Regions from separate parts of the Homo sapiens genome. Here region 2 is linked to region 1. Evidence: chromatin loops called from intact Hi-C (ENCODE). Cell type or tissue: endothelial cell of umbilical vein. All regions are shown on one strand. Links, peaks and the distances in the headings refer to the core of each region. The heading gives the core; the rest is flanking DNA.

Region 1 (11,218 bases), core at 4,014-9,013:
ACTAGGAAGTTTATTAATTAAAGACAAAATTGCTTTCTGAAGAGAATCCTGTCATGTCCTGTCAGGTCAGTACTTTCTCGGCACATTTCTTTCCATGGTCAATGTCTTCTTAAGCCTTTCCCAAAGCTATCTGCTTGTCATTTAATTGTCTGTTTCTTTCTTTATCCACCATTAGATTATAAGCTTCTTGGGGGTAGAGCCTGGGTCTAGTTCACTGTGCCTTCTGAGTACTAGATTGTCAATTAAGTATTTGTTCAGTCAATCAGTTGTTCAATCAGTCCTTCAGTCAATCAAAGGATGAGTGGATAAATGAATGTGGGTAGTTCTTCAATTCAAGAAATATCAAGAAAATCATTTCCAAAAGATTTCTGTTCTACCCCTAACCCAGCTGGCCATTTCAACCAGAGAGCTCTGTGCTTCACTCCACTCCTGGGCTGATCAGGAGTCGATATTTGAGCTCAATGCTTAGCTTTAAAAAGCTTAGGTGAAAAGAAGCAGGACTATCTAAATATAGTCCTTATTTTCAGATATGTAACTTAAAATCCTTCCTGAATTAAGTGAGATCAGCAGAGAGCCACATTCCTAGACTTCAGCAAGGTGCCCTAGAGCTACTTTATTGAATGGCAGGCAGGAGGGGGTAGTCTGATGTTCATGACGTACTGTGGGAGGATTTTATAAGAAACTGCCCTGTGAAGCTTATTACTGTGTTTACTGTCAGGTTATTATTGAGGACATTTATTATTCTATTAGGTAGTATGCCTTCCTGCACCAGTAATGTTGCTGCTTCCACTGAGCGCTGGGCTTGATTTTATTCCATGGATGCATTTTTGTTTTTATAAATGGTTATTTTGACCATCAGAAAGACTACAGCCAACTTTCGCCTTACCTCTAACAAATGAGTATTTTATGTTAGGGCATGAATTGTGTGAACCTTCCCTCTTGCCCCATTTTACTTCTCTGCCCTTAAATTCTCTTTATCACATCTTTTGAGTTCTTATTTTAGTGGCTTCTCACTTAGTATATCTACCTTTTTTTTCAAGCTACACTAAATCCTTTCTGAAATGTACAGTCTCAAAGTAAATCAATGAATCCTAAGGGAAGTAGTCAGATCCATATTGACCCTAAGTGGTTCTTCCAGAGTCAGTTTCATGGACTGTGGATTCAGTTACATAATTCTCACTTAAAACCCTCAGTGGCTGCCCATAGGTCTCCTGATACTCTCCCGCTACCTTCTACTGCTAGTTGACACCCAGTGATGGTGCTCGTTTGAGGACTTGGAATTCACTAAGAATTCCTCTAGGTTCAGGCCTCCATCCCTTTGCAGAGTGAGTCTTTCCCTCTGCTCCATCCACTACTTACTTTCAACAACTGGCACTCATCTCCCCTAAAGGGCAAGCCTTTCTTGACTTCTCAGTAAGAAGCCAACCTCTCCTTGTGCATATTCCATGGATCTCTTTTTTGCCTTTATTCTACTCCATTAGTTGAGTTCCCCAGGTTCTGGGACTTGGCTTTATTCATATACAGTTCTTGACACACAGGAGGTGCTCAGTAAATACCTTGTTCAATGAATGAGAATGGAGTAAGTGAGAGAATGTATAAATGCCATATACCTGGATTTAATGTTGATTTTTAAAAATGAGCAAAGTAACAGCAGTTAAGTGTGTCTCTCTATAGCAAATCGTCCAAAAAAGATACTAAGAGATTTATTTGTAATTTTATCTTATTTTCAAAAAGAAAGAAAATCAAATAAAAATTTGCATCTCAAGGGGATACAGCCTGTTACTTTATGAATGTTAAACTTTTGCTGTTCTCTTGATACAATTTTACACTGTCATTAAATATTAACTATAATGTTTAATTTAACCATATTTATTTATTTATAGTCTAAGTTCAAAAAGGATCTGAGATTGTTAATAAGATGCAAATGTGTGAAATAGTTGTATTTTTAAAAAGCACTTAAAGAGCCATAATTGAGAATATATATTTGAATAAAATAGAAATATCAGGAAAAAAAATAGAATACACATATGTGAGTTCTAACTTCCCATGCAATATAGCTGAAACATAAATATGGCTTTTATCTTTCTAACAGCCAAAGGCAGATCAAGGAAAATGATCAAATAAATAATTAGTGTGTTGGGGGGGATGCTACCATTCATTTCTGTTGAGTTAAGCCTAAAATGAGATTCTATGTTGAATTTCATATAGGGAATATTGAAAGACATAGTGAGGGGAACACTCATGAACATATCAGACCAGCAAATGTAATAATTGGTTTTATTTGGCTGTTTCTGTAATTTCCATCAAAAGAAGCCAAGGACATAACATGTAAATAGTTAATCTTTCCTTATTGTAATTCTAGGCTAGCTAGTATTGCATATAGTTTTAATCCCCAGCTATTTATGATAATCCAGCTGGCAAAGTCTACTGCAGTCGAAGGCCAAGTAAGTAATGTAGAAGAGGGAAGATGGTCAGAACCAGTCATATGGGTCTGGAGGGTGCCTGACTCACATAAAAAGGAGAATAAAGCCCAAGATCACTAATTTTTCAGACAATGAAAATCCAGATTTTTGGTGTGAAATCTTCTCATTTGTAAATGTTTTCAACTGATTTGAATAAAACAGATTGCTCTGTGTGGCAAACAAAATACATTTATTCATAGCCTAAATATGAGCCTTACACTGGATTTTACATTCAGGCTGCTATTTTCTTACATCTGTTCTACAATTTGAAAGATGTTCTCCAAAAAAGGCCAGGAATAAGTGAAGGAGAATTAGGTATTGTGGTGGTTGTTTCAGCCACTTTAAGTTTGCTAGTTAGATAATGCTAGCTTTTGTAACACATAGATCCCAGAATTTCAGTGCTTACCACAATAGAAGTTCATTTCTTTCTCATTCAAATAACAGTCCATTGTGGGACTTGCTGGTGGGCAGACTCTGCCCATTCATTGTTATTTAGTGTCATTCTGTGATAAAAACTGTTGGAGCCTCTGCTGTGCTCAGCATGTAGGATCCAAGGTCATTTTGGGGTCATCTCTATCCCAATTGGCCAAAAAAGAAGAGATTGTTGAGGTGTGGGCTTGGAAAACTTCTAACTGGTCATACGTGGAAGTGGTGCATTGGTTAGAACTCAGTCATGAGACCACATTAATTACAAGGAATGCTAAAAAGGGTAGTCTAGCTGTATACCCAGAAAGGAGAGGGGAATATGGATTTTTGTTAAGCAGCCCTAACATAAAATACTCACTTGTTAGAGGTAAGGCAAAAGTTGGCTGTAGTCTTTCTGATGGTCAAAATAATCATTTATAAAAACAAAAGCGCATCCATGGAATAAAATCAAGCCCAGCACTCAATGGAAGCAGCAACATTACTGGTGCAGGAAGGCATACTACCTAATAGAATAATAAATGTCCTCACTAATAACCTGACAGTAAACACAGTAATAAGCTTCACAGGGCAGTTTCTTATAAAATCAAATCTGACTCAGGCTCCATGTGTCATGTGTTAGCAGAAAGTTCAGTTTCGGTCATTTGGGAGGAAGGGTGGTCCTCTCTCCCTCCTGGGATTTGCAGAAGTACCCCAGTAACTTTACTTGCCAAAAGTTGGGGCCACTAACTTCTAGTGGGTTGTGACTTTCCTTCCCTCTGCTCCATGTCCATGCCTATGGGCCCATTCAGAGCCTTGTGGCTCTTTTTATTCAGTGCTAAGCTTTAACAGAGGGTTTATGGCAGCTCCTGGTCTATATACAACACTCAGCATCAGGCCTCTTTACATATAATTGCCTATTTCAGGTCTTATTACCCAAAGGACCTGTGTACAAGTGGAGTACGCTCTCTGCTGTCTTAAGAACCCCCAATACTTAATCTGCTCTAAATTCTGAAGCAACTTCCTCCCCTTAGGTTTTTCTACTTCCTTTTCTTTTTCAAAGCACCAATCTCCATTCCCTCCCTTGTTGGGGCATTTTCAGGTTGTTTTATTAATGAGACCAGGTTTCCCAACCAAAGGCTTTCCAGATGCTCAAACTCTACCACAAAAGTTAATTTCCTCTCCTTGCATAGGAGTTGGGGGTAGTGTTGGTAATGTAGTAGCAGCAATTCCTCTTTATGAGGAAGTTAATGTTTTAAGGCTGAACTTACTTGAAACTTAAGGGATTTTTTTTAGAGGGTTGTGTACTTAGTAATGCTTAGATAGGAAGGCTTAAACAGAAATGCTTAGACAGAAATATGTGCTTAGATAGTTGAGTCAAAATGTGATATATTTTTATTTATTTTGTTCGCGAATGTGAAGAAATACTAAAATTATTAGGTAAAATAAAATCAAAGCTGTAAGCATTAGTTCTTAGCACTGAAATTGACTTTGCCTACTCTTTCACCTGTTAGATATCTTTTACTCCCCAGTGATAAGTTTATTATCATCAGATTTACCAGGTGGTAACATACATAAGAGGAAATGTGAGTACCTACACCAATAATCATGATACGTGATAGAGTCATTGGCAAGGTCTGAGAAGAAAAGGGAGACTCAATAAATGCCTGTCTCTCCTCTCCCCAGCCTTTCCTCACACTATACACACCCTCCATACACACTGCTCCCTGCCCCAGTAAATTGGATGAGTTGACTAAATATTTAAGAAATTCTTGAGTATAAACTGCATGTATAGAACATTTTCCCCTCTGAACATTCAAGACAGACTGCTTTGGTTTAGAGCCCAGCTCTACCAGTTACTAGCTGAGTGTCTGAGTAGATTGCTTGATCCTGAGGCTTAATTTCCACGACTGCAAAATGGGGATACTAAATGTATCTAGCTCACCGATTTGTCATGAGGGTTAAATGTGTTAATTTTTATAAAATCCTTAGACTGGTACCTACAACACAATCAATTTTATGTAAGTGCTTGCTAAACAATAAAACAAAACAAAAAAATAAAACAACAAAACCAGCATACATTTCCATGTTTTGCTCAGTGGTAAGTTTTAACCACATTCTTTGTGAGAGAATGCTCTGAATGTTCAGCATCGTGATTATCTGTAAAATGGAATAATGGTAGAACCTACCTCAACAGGATTATTGTGAGAATTAAATGGGATGACACTGGTGAAGAGCTGAAAGTGGTCCTGGGATATAGCCAGCCCTCATTAATGTTGATGGTGATTATCAGTGCATCGGTGCTGCTGCTATTGTTGCCTTGTCCTGACCCTCATTTGCTACATATGCTTTGACATTTATCTAAGTGTTTAAAAGCATATATTTTTTGGTACCAAATTCCATTTTATTGATTTTAACTCTTAATTATTTCACTGTCTTCAAAAAAAATACATGTCCCTGTTGAGCCCAAGATATTACTCACTCATTCTTTCTGTGCACGAGGAGAGCATGTAGGAGACTGTTTTGTTTCTGCCAAAGGAGGAATTAGTACGGGGCGTTTCTGCTCACCTTCACTTGAGTAAGAACACAGTGATTGCTTTAGGCAGAGGTCAATGCCATGGGGAATGGAAAACTACTGCCTACGAGTTTTGCAACTGAAAAAGACAATCTTTGATGTTTCAAGGCAATTCTGACCACACTCTTTTTCCTCCACCTTTGCTGCCCTAACCTTTACTTTCTCAGCTTCCTGGAGAATGCCCTCCTACCTGTTTATCTCTAACTCTTGCTTGACCCCATAACCAAATGCCCCAACTGGGAATTTTTATGATGCATATTTCCTGTGCTCAGTGCTAAATCAAATGCAGCTGATTTTACCGTTTCTTTGACATCCATTTTTGGATGCATGTTCCTGGAGACATTTGTGTCCCTTTAGAGTGGGAGCCCGTGCAGGGCGGAGAAGGGCCTGATGGCACACACCTTTCCATGAGGCCCTTTTGACGTTACTGTTCACCTTCCTCATTGCGGGGGCCCAGGATGGGACTTAAACTGTCCCTATTTCATTATGTTGTTCTTTTTCTGCTTTAGCCTTTCCACTCTCAAATTCTCTTGTCAGGAATTCCTCTAGAAGCACCCTCAAGGAAATTGAATGAAAAAACTCAGAATTTTTGAAAATTTAAACAAGTAAATTTTTGTATAGTTTCCTAAAAATCATTGAGGATATCAATACCCTCTTTTGCAAAATAAAAAAGGAAATTGTTTCTAGCTTTAAATTTTATTTAAAATTTAAGTAACTGCTCATCTGCAGTTTTTTATCATTTGTAGTGTTTCAAATATAAATAATTCTATGTTTTGCCCAATCTCTTCCCTTTCTTTTATGTGCCATTTACTGAGGGCTGACATAAATCCCACTGGGAGACTACAGAGAGTAAAAAGCGACCTGGAAGAGTTTGCTTGAGCCTTTATGACTGAAAAGTTTTGTCATAGTCTCAGAATCTGTAACAATACTCAGTGACCATATTTAAAAAAATGATTCAGACAGACTTGTTCAAGCAGATGTGATTTCTGCAAGGATAGCCAGGTCAGAGTCCACAAATGGTTTAAATATGAATCATCTTAAAAAACAAAGAAAAACTAAAATAGTAACTCTACACTTCTTAAACTTTTTCCATTAAAAACTCATGACAATATTGTGTTATAGGAACTAAGAAGGACCTGAGCTTCTCATAGAAAGGATACCAGTAAATCACAAAATCCAAGAAGAGGCAAAGGAATGTAAAACCAAAATAAATAGTTATTAATTATTCATTCTTCAACTATTTTTACTGATCCTCACAAGCCAGTTTCTCATCCTTCAGGCTTAGTGGGTGCAGGGAGCCTTGGTTGTGAATTGCTATTGTCTGTCCTCACAGAAGAACTGGTTTAGAGGAAGGATTAAAAGGAAAAGCAGGAGGAGGTTTGGAGGGTCAAACAGGGAGGCTGCTTCAGGAGTAGGGGAGAATGCAGACGGCAGTAAGGGCAGGAGTGGGAGCAGGAACAATGTGAACAGTGAGACTAGAAGTTCAGTAGAGGGAATAGTCGGAAATCAGAATAGGAGGCGTTATTCTTCTTTGTGGAATTGCTAATAAGAATACAGCTAAATGTTTGCATTAAGCATTAAAAACAAGTTATGTCCAGTTTGAGCCCATGGGCATGTTTCCCCCTCAATGCTCTTTCCCGCATAAAACACACTTCCCCAGAGTGTGGAGCTCAGGAGGTAACCAAAGTAACCAAAGAACTCTGCCATGGTAACCCTTGCAAGGCTGCCATGTTGAGTTAAAGTGATTGTTGTGGATAAAAGCTTCACTGAATGGAAATGGAGGGTTGAGATTTTAGCCTAAACAGTAGCATGTTTAATGCTTATAAATGTGTAGTTTTTAGTTAATTGGAATAGCTAAAAGCTTAGTTGGGAAAAGACTCAGTAACATTTTGGGAGATCTTTCTATGACTTCTCCAAAACTGTGTTGCCCGAGGAATTTACTTTGCCTTTCAGCCCTGGATCTTAGAATAAGAATTTAGACTTTAGAATGACTTTCCAGCAAAGCAATCCCTTGCTGGTTAGTTTCAAGTCTGACATGTTTGGAAATTTGTGCCAATGAAATTCTAGCTGCACAGCTCCCACTGTTCTCCCATTCATGTCCTACGTACCTGTGTTGTCTTAAACATTGTTGAGGGTAAACAGTTGTTTTCAACATCTTCAGTATGGCGAATTTTTAAAAATATTTTTTAATTAGTTTTCTCTGATGGGTTTTTTTTATTTTTATTTTCAAGACAGTATGTGTTGGGAAAATTTCTGGCCTCAAAATATAATTCTTTGCACCTCTCATGAATAAATATTATGACAGAAGGATCTCTCTCTTTCAGCAATGACCATGTGTAGCCTTAAAAATGCTCAGTAGTAAGACTCTAGGCTGGTGTTTCTCTATCTGAAACTGTAGGTTCATGGGCATATTTTCAGATCTGTGTGGTGTATTAATAGACTGTGTGACCTGGGAGCTATTGTACACATCAACTTTAACATATTTTAGAAAGAGTCGATGGATATTTGTGTGCCATTTTCTGTTGACTCCCGCATAGCAGAGCAAACTAAATCTGAGGAAGATGGTGAAACGTCAGAACAGCAAGTAAAATTCTTCCTCTCTCTTGCTGGATTTCATTTAGGAGCAAGTGATCAAAGAGACTGAAAACCTGGAATCTTGAGGCTGGGTCTGTCCATTGGCACATTTGGGGATGATAGGGGGTGGGGAAAATCAGGTTTTACATGATTTCTATAAATTCACAGAGTTCCTGCATGGAATCTACCTTCAGCTTCACAGAAACAATCTTCTCTAAGCCTTCCAGATTGCCCACAGGAGTCTAAGGAGTTTCTTTAAAGAGAGATGTATGGGCTGGCTATGGCGGCTCACACCTGTAATCCCAGCACTTTGGGAGGCTGAGACGGGTGGGTCACGAGGTCAGGAGATCAAAACCATCCTGGCTAACAAGTGAAATCCCGTCTCTACTAAAAATACAAAAAAATTAGCCAGGCATGGTGGCGGGCACCTGTAGTCCCAGCTCCTCAGGAGGCTGAGGCAGGAGAATGGCATGAACCTGGGAGGCGGAGCTTGCAGTGAGAGTAGGTTGCACCATTGCACTCCAGCCTGGGCAACAGAGCGAGACTCTGTCTGAAAAAAAAAATAAAAATAAAAGAGAGAGATGTACAAGAAAGAGAATTTGTCAAAATCCATGACTGATTATATTTGGGATCAGGTGTTATTAAATATACAGTATGTATATAAAAAGTACAAAAATCACATATTTTGTCTCTAAAAGGTTTCATCCATCATTGGTTAGATAAAGCTATTAGACAATGTACTTTAAAGAAGTTGAGATACATTAATATGTGTTAGAGAAAAGTAATGAGGAGGGGAGGGGCTTATGATGGACTTGGCAAAGAAATCATGATTTGGAGTTAGTGTTCTGGAGAGAGTGACTTAGAAATCAACATACTGTTGTGTGGATAAATATTTTATAATTAGCATTAAACATTACAAAGGGTTCAAATTGCATCAGTAAAGCTTTTTAGAGGGAATTTGCTCATTGAACCATGAAAAGGGGGGATTTTCTGCAAAGGAGGCAGACAGAGATTTGCTAGGACCCTAAAGCTAATAAGCAAATTTGGGATAAGCTTGTACTTAGTTTAGCTTTAGTGGGGCTTCTAAGGTAGAGTCCTGTGATATCAGTCATGTTCTTGTTTTACAGAAATACCAGTTTAAGCAGAATAGGTATTAAGTGAAGGCCATGGCTAACTCTCACTCTCCAGGAGAGCCAGAGAACCAGATTTGGAAATGGAAGCTGAAACAATGGTCAAATCACACCACAGAACTTCCCCAGGTAGCTTCCCACTGCTGTATAGTTCTAGCTGGTACCTCTGGCTCTGTGCACTGGAAGCCTCCACTAGAACTTTTGCTTCTAAACAGGGTGTTTCTGCTGTGAACAGAGGGCACATAGCAGCTATTCTTATCTGAATTCTGGCATAAATGTTTCAAGCCTTGCACTGAGGATGCGAGGGAGGCTTCTGCTTTGAGAAAGTGAGGTCTCAAGGTGGGGAAATAACCAAGCTTAGGAAAAGTGTTCAAAGATGGTTGGCAGGCAAAAAGAATGCTATAGTTCCATCACACCCAGTAAGTTTGTGGGTCTCAGATAAAAGAAAATCAAGGCAAGTTCAACTGTAGGCTGGAAAAATATTAGAGTTCTTAATGATTGACTTATTCCATGCTATTTGTTTCTTTAAACCTTGTCCTTCAATATATCTGGATTTAAATTTGTCAAACAAAGGTGATAATGTGATATTATTAGTTATTCATATTGTTAACATTTTTCTTATGAATCATAATTGATTGGATGCTGTGATAGTCTTTCTTTTCCACCTATTACCGGGTGCAATGTCACACCTGTTGGCAGTTGGTGGCTTACAGGTACAGTGCCTTGGAGGAAATAGTGACACCCTAATAAAGTGATTCTCAAATTTAGTGAGTCTTAGGTTCACCTGAAAGCCCTATTTAAAATACAGGTAGAAGAGTTAAAATATGACCCAGCAGTTCTGTTCCTAGGTATATACTGCAGAGAATGGAAATATGTCCACACAAAAGCTTGCACAAAAATGTTCATGGCAACATTATTTACAATAGCAAAAAACTGGTAACAACTCAAATGTCCAGCAATTGATGAATGGATAAACAAAATGTAAAATATTCAACTAATGGAATATTATTTATCCATAAAAAGGAATTCTGGTTCATACTACAACATGGACAAACATTGAAAATACTGTGTTAAGTGAAAGAAGCCAAAAACAAAACTCCACATATTGTAAGATTCCATTGATTGAAAATGTCCAGAATAGGTACTGGTTGCCATTGGCCTGAGGGGGTGAGATGGATAAGGAGTGAGGGAGTGACTGCTAATGGATATGAATTTATTTTTGTATTTATGAAATGTTCTGGACTCCGTAGTGATAGTTGCACAACTTTGTGAATATACTAATATTGCTGAATTGTACACTTTAAAAGGATGACTGCTATATCTCAATAAAAAATAAAAATGAAAACAGATTCTTGAATTATTTCCCAAAGAATCTAAATGCATATCTAGGATGAGGGCTGGAAACATGTATTTTTATTTGGATGCAGCTGATCTCTGAACCACGCTTTTAGAAACATTGCATCTAGTCCTTACATGTGTAAATCTCCTAAGCTATGACATTGTAGAAGTAGTCATACAAATCCACAATTCTTCAAAGTTCATGACCTTGCTTTAGAAAATATCCGTAAAAATAGTACAAATTACTATCAGAAGAGTCTTCAGAATAAAGTATATGAAAAAACCCAGCATAGCTTTTTCCCAAATCACTGCTCTAAAATCAATGGGCGTAGTGATTTTTAATCAACATGATATTTACATATTTTTTTGCTTATAACCTGCTTGCACTCTGGAATAAATAAATTGCTACCTCTTAATGTCACTTGATAAGAGTCTAAAATACTTGAATTTGAATATATAAATCCATTAATTTAGCAAAATTTTAACATCAGTCTTATGCATTGGGTTGACATACTAAAGACTGAGTCTCTAGGACTTTGTCATCTAATGCAGAGGTTTTCAACCTTGGCCACCATTGAAGTCAACTGGGAAACATTTTTTTTAAAAAACGAATCCTGGGTTCTACTCCTAGACATCCAAAATTCTATTGATTTGGAGTACAAACAAGACATGGGGACTTTTAACATTTCCTCAAGTCATTCTAATGTGCAACCAAAGTTTGGAATTACTGCTATCAA
Region 2 (11,218 bases), core at 3,538-8,537, 50 kb after region 1:
GGCTGGAAACTCAGGCAGGGTTTCTTAGGTTGCTTTATTGAGGCATGATTGCTTCTTCTTCAGAAATCTTCAGTCTTTGCTTCTAAGGCCTTCAAAGAATTGCATGGAGCCCATCCACATTATTAAGGGTAACGTGTTGTATATAAAGTCAACGGATTATAAATGTTAATCATACCCACAAATACCCTCACAGCACATCTATGCTAGTGTTTGACCAAACAACTGGGCACTATAGCCTGGCCAATTTGACACATAAAGTTAACCGTCATGCAGGGTGACAGCTCTAAGTCTCCATTTGCTTATATGTATAATGGGAATAGCAATAATATCTATTTCACAAGGCTGTTGTTCGTGTAAATGAGTTAATATATACGAAACACCTAGAACAATACTTAGCCCACAGCATGCACTAAATGTTAACCACTACAAATATTAATATTATAAATCCGATCCTATTGACCACCTGCATAAATCATTACAATCACCTCCCATTGCTTTTAACCTCACACACCAGGCTTCTGTCTGTCTTTGCAGACTCCCACTCTCTCTGCCCGAGGCCCTCTGGATTTCATCCAGGCCCTGGTGCTCACCATTTCTCTTTCCATTGCAAGACCTTTACACACAGTGTTTCCTCTGCCTTAATGCTCTTTTCTCCCTGCATTACCTAATTAATGCCTCTTATCCGTAAGATTCCCTTCAACTGTGAAAATCTTTCCTAACTTCCTTAATGAGGTCACTTTTCTTATCATAAGCTCTCAGAATGCCATGTGTCATTCCCTCATAATACTTGTCACAGTTGGCAACTGACTGCATCTGTGTGATTATTTTAAGTCTGTTTCCATAACTAGACTCTAAATACCATAAAGCCAGAGACTATGATTGTCTTGCTTATCCCAGTATTCCCTGGGTTGCTAAGTTTGTCTGCGATAAACAAATAATGGCTTCATACATCGCTGCATGAGGCATTTACCCAGTCATAGCACCAACTTACAAAGAACAAAGAGAAGCAAGGCCCAGTCACTGTGTGAACTCATATGACCATTGCACAGCTAGAAAAATGGAAGAAAGGGACAAAATCAAGTACACAATTTGCAGCTGTATTCAGAAAAAAGGAGCCAGCTAATATTTCATAAGGCAAGAAAAACAGTACAATAAAGTCACATTAAATCATCATCAAGGGGCTCAAATTATTTGACACTTTTGTGTGCTTATAAAAAAAAACACTGTCACATAAAAATTGTGTTGAGTATAGATGTACTAAATTAAAAAATGAATCATGAAGCTCTACCTGGAACATTTGTCTGTTCACAAACACTGCCAATGTCCTCATGGAGCTTATATTCTTGTGACTACTAATGTTCCCAACTGCCTTTTTCCTTACTGTGAAGAAAGATCTATCCCTTTGAGGAGAAATCCATTAGTTATTTTGTGCCTGAGATGTTTATGTAGACAAACTCTAAATTGTAGAATAAGCTATGATTTATAGCTTACCTTTAATTCTTTTCTTAAATATTAACAAACATGTTTTGTCAGTATTTATTAAATAATAAAACATGTTTGTTAATATTTAACTCAACTTTCTGAGAGGGTCTTCTCCAGTCTAATGTCTCTATGGTCAGACACAGGAATCTGTATTTTAATTAGTTCCCCTTCTGATTCTTATGTGTCCTTATGTTGGAGAACTACTTCTAGGATTCTGGAATCTGGCTGTGCAACAGAATCACCTAGGAAGTTTCTCCCAAATACAGATAACTTAAGTTCCACCTCAGCTCTGGTGAATCAATCTCTAGGAACAGGACCCAGGATGTTCATTTTAAAGGTTTTTTTTTGTTTTTAAACCAGAACTCAGTGTAATTTTTAAATCTGGGGAACTGTGCCTTCCTTCATTTCCAAAAATTTGCCCACCATTTTTACTTCAAAAATAGCTGCTCTCCCATTCTCTCTTCTTTTTCTCTGGAAAGCACATTAGATTTTATCGAAGATTCCCTTCTCTACTCCATGTCTCTTAAATGTCCTTCCATATTTTTCATCTCTTCATTTCTGTGGATTCTCACAATTTTCCCCACATCATCTACCAATTTACTAAGTCTCTTGTCGGCTATGTCTATTCTATGGTTTTACACATATGTATTTCCATTATTATAGTTGTTTACATTCTTACTTGATTCTTTTTCATGACCAAGTCTTTTTGCCTTCTTTTTATCTCATGTGGTTCCTTACCTAGACAATGCTATTTATCAACCTCCAGTTTTGTGCGTACTGGAATGACTTCCTCCTTGTACCCCTTTCTTCCTAACCTGCCTAACTTCTTAGTACTTCAAGACTCAGCTCAGGTAATATCTCCTCTAGTAAACCTTCCTTGAACCCCAGTCTCACCTCTGCGCTCCCAGATCACCCTACATAAAGCCTGTCACAAAACATTATATTGAAAATTTATTATATATCTATTTCCCCCACAAGACAAAAGCTCCAAAAGAAAGGGATTATGCTTATTTCCTTTTGCTTTATTTACCCAGCATCTGGCTTACAGTCTGGCATATAGTACATACTCCATAAATGTTTGTTGAATAGAACTAAATTATTGAGAATCGCAGAAAAACAAGCTCTTTCTAATGAGCTGTATCCTCTCTTAAAATTTTCTCTGCTTTGGAAAGTTTAACCCGGTGAGAAAAACATGCAAGTCTTAAGCTAAAAAGTTTTTTAGTAGGTTATGTACTTGGAAAATTGGGATCAGTCCAACAGAAATGTTCAATTCTTGCTAAATGCCCACTTGACATTCCCAGGTTAAATACCACTTCTAGTAGAACTTTCCTTGTTTAATTTATAGGTTTTCTCCCACTTACTCTATCATAAAAGATAGCAATAAAAGTCCCACCAAGAAATAAAGAGAGCTATTGAGCAAAGTAATAGAGAAGTGACTAGATGCAATATTTCTTTCCTTAAAAATATGTACAGTGTGATGCCAGTTTGGGACAGAAAGAATAAACAGAAAGCATGCAAATAATCAAAGTCTGTCTAGTAACTATACTTCCCATTAAGCCTTTTCAGATAACACATCAAGATTCCTTCTTTTCATACGTTAGAATAACAGAATACTTCAAGATCCCATAAGACTTTTTCCCCCATAATAGACAAAAATTAGGTTAGCCAGCCAAAATCCCTGAGATATTTTATACCACAAAAATGACCAGTTTTCGCTTTCTTTTATAGCATGTGTATTTGTGTGTTAAGTAGACACAGGGATTAGAAAGGATTTAAAGCATTTTAAGAAGCATGGGTTACTTTTTTTTTCTTTTTTTGTGGACAGAGTTTTGCTCTTGCTGCCCAGCCTGGAATGCAATGGCGCAATCTTGGCTCACTACAACCTTCACCTTTCGGGTTCAAGCAATTCTCCTTCCTCAGCCTCCCAAGTAGCTGGGATTACAGGCATGTGCCACCATGCCCAGCTAATTTTGTATTTTTAGTAGAGATGGGGTTTCTCCATGTTGGTCAGGCTGGTTTTGAACTCCTGACCTCAGGTGATCCGCCTGCCTCGGCCTCCCAAAGTGCTGGGATTATAGGCATGAGCCACCGTGCCTGGCCCATCTTGGGTAGTTTTTGAAATAAAAATAAACTGTAATTTTAAGCTAAAAAAAAAAAAAATGCCTGGCCGGGCACAGTGGCTCATGCCTGTAATCCCAGCAGTTTTGGAGGCCGAGGTGGGCAGATCACCTGAGATCAGGAGTTCGAGACCAGCCCAGCCAACATAGCAAAGCCCCGTCTTTACTGAAAATACAAAAATTAGCCAGGCATGATGACAGGCGCCTGTAATCCCAGCTACTCGGGAGGCTGAGGCACGAGAATTTCTTGAACCTGAGAGGTGGAGGTTGCGGTGAGCTGAGACTGTGACACTACACTCCAACCTGGCGACAAAGCGAGACTCCTTCTCAAAAAAAAATTTTTTTTTATTCTTTTTATTCTCTCTGTTCCACACCTCACTTTGAACATTTGACGCTCAAAGCATTTAAACCATATGAGTTAATTCATGTGTATGTAAACCCTGAGGTGATTTAAAAAATCCCATTTGGCATTTGGAGAAAGTGAACATCAAGGCACTTGCCTCAGATTACTCTGCTGTTGATGGAGTTAGGAAAAGGACTTAGATTTTTTCCTGCTAGATTTCTTTGAAGCCTATGAAAGTCATTGAAATAACTGAAAAATGTACTGAGCGTGAAAACAGGTATGGAAACATTTTTAGTTGTTTTGATCTGCAATGAGTTTTAAGGGAGTTGTGAGTGGGAAATAAGAACCAGAAGGACTGGGTTTTTTTTCTCCAAGTCAGAGACAGAGGGAGTGCTGGAGCATTGAATGACTTGGTGCAGTTTGATACTTTGATTACTATTTCTTCATATCTACGCTAAGAAAGGAAGCTGCTATACTCCACAAATTCCTTAACTGCACTGCAATATTTATAATTTCAAAAACCTGCAATTCCTTTGCTTCAACAAATCTCTTTCTCTCTCAAGCTGAAACTGGCCTTCTACAGAAAAATGGCAGGCATGTTACATGGACCAAGTTCTCATGGGAACCTCCCCATCTGCAACATTCTGGAGTTACTGCCATCTCTACTTCCCCCAAAACATTCATGCTGGCCTCAGTGCCCTCATGGATACAAGCATACACATGCCCACAAGGACTCTCACAGCTTTTGTGGCCAGCACCTGGCTGTTACCTAAGATACTCTTTCAGTTGACAGTTGATCTTTATAGTTGTATATATCAGAACCAACCAGAAAGCCTAAAAGCCAAATTACAGTCTCATGCCCAAACTTCCCCAAACTCTGACTGAGTAGGATTAGAGAGAATCTAGAGCATGCGTATTTTTAAGAAACTCTTCAGATAGATCTGATGTGCAAATCCCAAACTATAGAACAATAGGGGAAACCTTAGCACCTCTTTTTCAAAAGAGTAGAAGATTGAAAGAAGTTCACCACTTAATTAGCTTATCTGATGGTAATTTCTTTTCTAACAGCCCCTGAATATTTATCATAAGGTTTCCTATTTCTTATACTAATGCATTGAGTTTTCCTATTTCTTATACTAATGCTTTGAGTGATGTCTGCTTGATGACTTCAGGCCTGGCTCTATCTGTCATGGAGGTTTTGCATTTCCCAATAAAAGCATTGTAAGTCACAGTGACAGTAGCATAGACTGTTCCTTTATTTAAAAAAAAAAAAAAAAAAAAGGAGGAAGGCTCTAAGTGAGACACAAAAGGAAAGCTTAACTTACAAATCTGTGATAGAAATTGTACTACCAGAACCATATAATAAGATCTGAGATGGCTTCAAAATGTCTTCCCACTTTAAGGCCTATGTGCCTCTTTGGCAACAAAAACAAAAAGTAAGTATTTTTGAAAAGAGAGAATGAAATTTATAATTAAAAGGTAAAAAGTTTCAGTTAATTTGGAAAAGGCAAGTATTGTAATTATTGTGCTACCATGATCACTACCTCAAGAAATGTCTTCTGCACAGTAACCAAGGGCTGGAAACAACCCAAGTGTTTATCCATGGATGAATGAATAAACAATATGTATACATACCATGGAATAGTATTCAGCTTTAAACAGGAAGGAAATGCTGACACATAGTACAACATAAATAAAGTGCTAGATTTGTAATGGAGTTAGAGAAGATGCCTTGCTGGAGAGTAAATTATAATGAGGACATCATGCCAAGTTAAATAAGTCAATCTCAAAATAAATACTGTGTGATTCCACTTATATGAGGTACCTAGAAGAGTCAAATACACAGAACTAGAGACTAGAATTTTAGTTGCCAGAGGCTGGAAGGAGGAAGAAACAGGTAGTTGTTGTCTATGGGTATTGGACAGTTTTGCAAGATGAAAACTTTCTGGAAATTGGTTGCACAACAATGTGCCTATATGTAATACTACCGAACTGTACACTTAGAAACGGTTAAAATTAACATGGTACATTTTATGTTATGCACTTTAAAATCACAATTAAAAAGAAAAAAAAGTCTTCGAGTTGAAAAGTCAAATTCCTTTGTGACTCAGAGTAACTGACATTGTTAGTTTAGATAAGGCACTATAAAACGGAAATTAGAGCAAGTAGAGGTCACTTTCAACTTTGACGCATAAAAACTGAGCAAAATTAAGGAGCATATTATTCATCTGTTTGTTCTTTTAAACAGTCAAAATATATGTATTTGTTGTGCATCTCCTGAGCTTTAGTTTTACAGAAGCTTGGCTGGCCTTGGGTCAGCCTCACTCTTACCTAGAAAAAATCAGAGTCAATCCAGGGTGTACCAAGGATGTATTTCTGGGCACCAAACATTTTCATATCTGAGTGGTCTTGTTTCAGGTCATTGTCGCTCCCACTATTACAAAGGATGATCAGAAAGTTTGAGTTCAAAACATAACTGATTAAATATGACTCACTTGAGTTTTCTGGGTCAGGACCATAGCAGGAAACTCACCATTTATCTACATTGGGAAATCCTCAAACTCCTCTTTATTAACAACTCATATGATTATTCCTAAATTTTACATTCTCAGACTCTGGGAAGTTGTGACACCACAAGTCACTAGTGGGAGATGAGGCAAGTGGTTTTAAGCCAAATCCACAAGTTCCCTCCCTACCTGCTATCCGTGCATATCTCCCAGAAATGAGCATGTGTTGATGGAAACAGGCTTAGAGGGCTACCAGATAGGATATTGAGATCTACTTAAAGATCCTTGCTTGGGAGTTCAGCTTCATGTGCTGTCTTTTCTGTGCTAGATTTGTAATGGAATTAGTTAAGACATCTTGCTGGTGAGTAAATTAACAAGATAGTCCTTGAATCCAACAAAACCAAAGAATAATCTGTATGTGATGATTTGTTTTAGAGCAAGGACATTTGTTTAGGCTTGTTAAAATATGCAATATGAAACTTACTAATATCTCCATAGTAAAAGTTCACATCACCACCACACCTTTCCCTCTCTCTCTGTTTACATGCTATTTACAAGTATCAAGTGCTTCTTTTATTGGGTCATGTCTTGGCAACCTAACCTTGCATACATATAACCCAATTCACTTGCAACATCACACTCTGAAATTAAACTTATGTTCTAAGGACTATTAAAAATAACTATATATAATGGCTGGGCATGGTGGTTCACGCCTGTAACCCCAGCACTTTGGGAGGCCAAGGTGGGCGGATCACGAGGTCAGGAGATTGAGGCCATCCTGGCTAACATGGTGAAACCCCGTCTCTATTAAAAATACAAAAAATTGGCCAGGCGTGGTGGCACGTGCCTGTAGTCCCAGCTACTTGGGAGGCTGAGGCAGGAGAATTGCTTCAACCCGGGAGGCGGAGGTTGCAGTGACCGGAGATCACGACACTGCACTCCAGCCTGGGCGACAGAGCGAGATGCCGACTCAAATTAAAAAAATAAATAAATAACTATATATAAATCTAAATATTCTTGTCTCTCCACCTATGAAACATGGCTTCATAACATGAACAAAAAGCTTCTCTAAATAGGGGAGAAGGATAAAACAAAAAAAGTAACTAAAATCACAGCTGAAATGTTGAGTATGAGAAATTAAACTTGATTTAGAGTGCAAATACTGCTTGAAGTTCAGACCATTTCCCCAGGTGCTCAACTACTTCCACAGAGCAGGACTGACACCTTTAAGTAAAGAAGTTTTCAGCTGTAGCAGACTATTGCTATTTTTTCCATCACCTTTCAAGGTTTGGGGTGTAGGTTGCCCTAGTGGTCAAGGACAGGTGCTTCAGGAAAGCTGAAGGGAGAGGTTAAGCTAATGATTGTCAGACTGTTAGACTCTAAGGTTTTAACTCAGAAAAACAAGGAGTGATTTTGTTTCAGTATTGGAAACATGGTTTTCTTATCATCAAATCGACAAAGACTACAGTGTCATCCATACTAGATCAGATATCTTCAGTACACATTTATAAAATTGTATGAATGTGGACAGAATTGGGAGGGACTATAAAATATGTTTGCAGTGAGACCCCCAAAGTGACCTTGTCTTGTAGCTATCAGGCAAATGAACTTGAAGGTAGTTCAGCTTTGATCACTGGGTTATATCTATCGTTGTCAAGATCACATTTGTAATTTATTTGCAGATCAACTCCTTTCTTTGCTTTGTGCCTATAGTACCCTGAGGAACTTGGTTTCTCTAAATAAAGAACAGGATAGAATTGTAGTGGCATTTGCTGTCCCCTCTGAGCTTTTTTTTATATACCGTGCTCCCTGTGTTACAACAGATAACTGAGAAGAGGAAAATCAAGAACAGAGAGCTTTCAGGGTAGGAATAACAACCAAACTGTTGAACGCTATCTGCGGTTCTAGATAAAAGTAGTTGTTCTCAGCATGTGCAGACCATTTAGCATCAGTTCTGCAGCTCAGCAATGCTACGTGGTTATGAGTACCCCAAGGAAAAAAAATCTCTGCTTCATCAACTTATTCTAACTTCTTACATTGCCCAGTCAGTTTGATATTCTAGGGAATATTACCTTTCAAGTAAAAGAGTCAAAAAGGAAAACCACATCTTGAGCTAGGAGCCAAGTTTGATGCTTTAATTTTTGGTAATTTCTCCATATGCGTTTAAATGCCCTTAGTCAAATTAACTATCACACATTGCTTCTAATGAAGTCAGTGGAAAATTTTACATTTTCTTAGGAAAAAACTTAGCTTGAGATTCTTGCCTCTACAAAACCATTTTTTGTTTGTTTCCAGACACATACTAGATGAAAGCAATGGAAAAATTAGAGAACTGACTCATTTAATTGCAGCTATATAATATTCAACTTACAGATAATACTGTAAAGTCATGTGCTCACATGATTCATTGCCAACAATTACTTTCTCAGAAGTTTTACTTATAAAGAATAAAGATTCTAAAGTATTAATATCAGTAACATTATTAACTAATACCATGCAACTCAGCAATTTTCAAAACATTCACCTACATACTCCTTTGCTTTTAACACGGAAAACATGTTTATATGAGATCACGTCCATTTCACATTAAACGTAGACATTTCTTCTATAAATGTCTAAATTAACTCTGCCACAAGAAAGCTGCAGTTTTTAAAAAAATATTGTATTTTATGGGAAAATAATACATATCACAGAAAACCTCCCACTTGGCTGTTTTCTCTAATTTCTCCTGTACAGTGTGTGAAGCTATTTCATGCTGTTATAAGCATCATTTCTCCTCTTATGATAATTTTCCTTTTCTCTACTTTGGTTTCTTTATCTTTTGTAAGTTGTTTTAAGGCCAGCTCTTGTACTTCACTGAACCTGTATCACATGAAATTTCACTGCCTTCGGGGCAGAGTGGGGTTTGTAAAGGAGAAGAATATTCATTGGGAAAGTTAATTTAATTAGGTTTTCCTTACTACACCAAAAACTCTAAAGGTGAATTAAGTACCTTGGTACTTCAATACCTCAATTTTCCGGTCCTTGAACACATGCCTGTGCTTTCTGATCCCAGATAAGTCACAGATGGCCAATAGCTATTAATTTTCTTCTGGAAGACAGCTTCAGTCAAGTTCAAAGGGAGTGCTGGACACAGAAAAAGCAAAGTATCTGACCGATTATAAAGTTATTGCTCTTCATTATTTTTGTAATCATGTTAGAAGAGCTTAGCAGCACTTTCACTAAGCAGGTATGGGAATTCTTTTCCACCACTTGTAAATTCGATCCTCTCTGGTTTCTGTGCTCTTCTACCCACGTCACTTCTTACAGATGTTTGCCAATGATACTATACCAACAACTGTAGAGGTGGGGCTAAGAAACTGAAATTGCTTCATATGTAGCTTTGGCCCTTTGGGCACTTTCTGTCCCCAAGGGGAATTGGACTGGAAAACAGCTTCCTGCCAGGCACTGCGAGGTGTGACAGTGCACTTCTCTGTCTGTTCTCAGGGTGTGATTTGAGATTGTAAGACCAAGGAGATCTTGCTTTACCAGATCTCCTCCTTGGTCTACATTTTCTTTTCACATGACCTGCTTGAGCTCTCAGTTTTTTCTTTGCTATGCTCAGCTGGTAATATGAAAAATTATTTATTGTATGATAGCTTCTTTCTTTCTCAAAAATCTTGATTATCAACTTCATTGATGTTTACTGGGTAAAAAGATTTGGCAGCATTACCCAAAGAAAAGAACCTGCAAGTAGAACCTCCTTAATCTCAGAAATGGGTTGGAATATGGCATATAGCATAATGCTCTGTGAAAACAGGTTTGCTAGTAGACATTGATCCAGCTTTTCTTTTTCTTTTTTTTTTTTTTTTCAAGTTGGCGAGATCTTAGTTGCCTAGACCGTTCTATCAACTTCCTGGACGTTTCTCCCTGTCTATGTATACTACATAAAGGGGCCAGAGCCCAGTCTTCCCTGGCTCTCTGTAAAGGGGGTTTAAGTGAAGGCTGCCTGCCAAAAAGTCCCGCTACTTCTGATACTGGAACCTTACACTTAAAAAATCTTAGGTCCCACTGCAGATTCCCATGACGTAGCCATCCCATTGCTCTTCAGTTCTTATGGCCAAGGAGCAGCATAATATGGGGTCAGAGAAGGGGGCAATAAGACAAGGAATCAGAAAATCTGGCTCTGAGTTTTGCTTCTTGGAGCTTTATATTAATGAATTTGGTAAATTATTTCATTTTCTCTGTTTCTACTTCTCCATCTTCAAAACGCTGGACAGTTTGTCCTCTAAGAGGGCATCCAATTCTGTGTCATCCAAGATTTGATGATTCCATCTGACTCTAATTCATACTCAGTGGTGAAGTCCATGTCTATAAGACTTCATGGTCAGAGGTTAGACACTGCTTTCCCTTGCTTTAAAATAGATTTATAGAATCTGAAATGCCTTGGCCAGGTGTGATGGCTAATGCCTGTAATCCCTGCAATTGGGGAGGCCAAGGCAGGCAGATCACTTGAGGTCAGAAGTTCGAAACCAGTCTGGTCAACATGACGAAACCCAGTCTCTACCAAAAAATACAAAAATTTGCTGGGCGTGGCGGTGGGCGCCCATAGTCACAGAGTGAGACTCTGTCAAAAAAAAAAAGAGAGAATCTGAAATGCCATCTTATCAAAACTCCCCACAATGTAGGACACTGGGTAAGACACTGAGGCATGCACAGCATAGTGATAGAAGGCAAAATCTGGAGATAGACCGCAGAGATTTAAATTGTGACTCACCATGTCACTTTGG

Evidence for each region. Hi-C counts contacts between places; a loop is a spot of excess contacts. Peaks named below come from ENCODE experiments on the same cell type or tissue, not always from the same donor. Only the 100,000 strongest peaks of a DNase experiment are listed, where the experiment ranks them.
Region 2: it touches region 1 in a loop (5-fold over the local background); 4 of 110 quality-filtered maps call a loop at or near these places.

What each region holds. Positions count from the first base shown.
Region 1 is chr5:127,807,302-127,818,519 of GRCh38, forward strand. All of the region lies in intron 5 of CCDC192 (coiled-coil domain containing 192), which reads left to right. Among named protein-coding and RNA genes, the nearest start is that of CCDC192, 110 kb to the left of the region's middle. In endothelial cell of umbilical vein, for the core only: no CTCF peak of the experiment used is centred there; a DNase peak (open chromatin) is centred at 6,500; H3K27ac peaks cover 2,251 bases.
Region 2 is chr5:127,857,726-127,868,943 of GRCh38, forward strand. All of the region lies in intron 5 of CCDC192 (coiled-coil domain containing 192), which reads left to right. Among named protein-coding and RNA genes, the nearest start is that of CCDC192, 160 kb to the left of the region's middle. In endothelial cell of umbilical vein, for the core only: no CTCF peak of the experiment used is centred there; DNase peaks (open chromatin) are centred at 5,736 and 6,096; H3K27ac peaks cover 2,929 bases.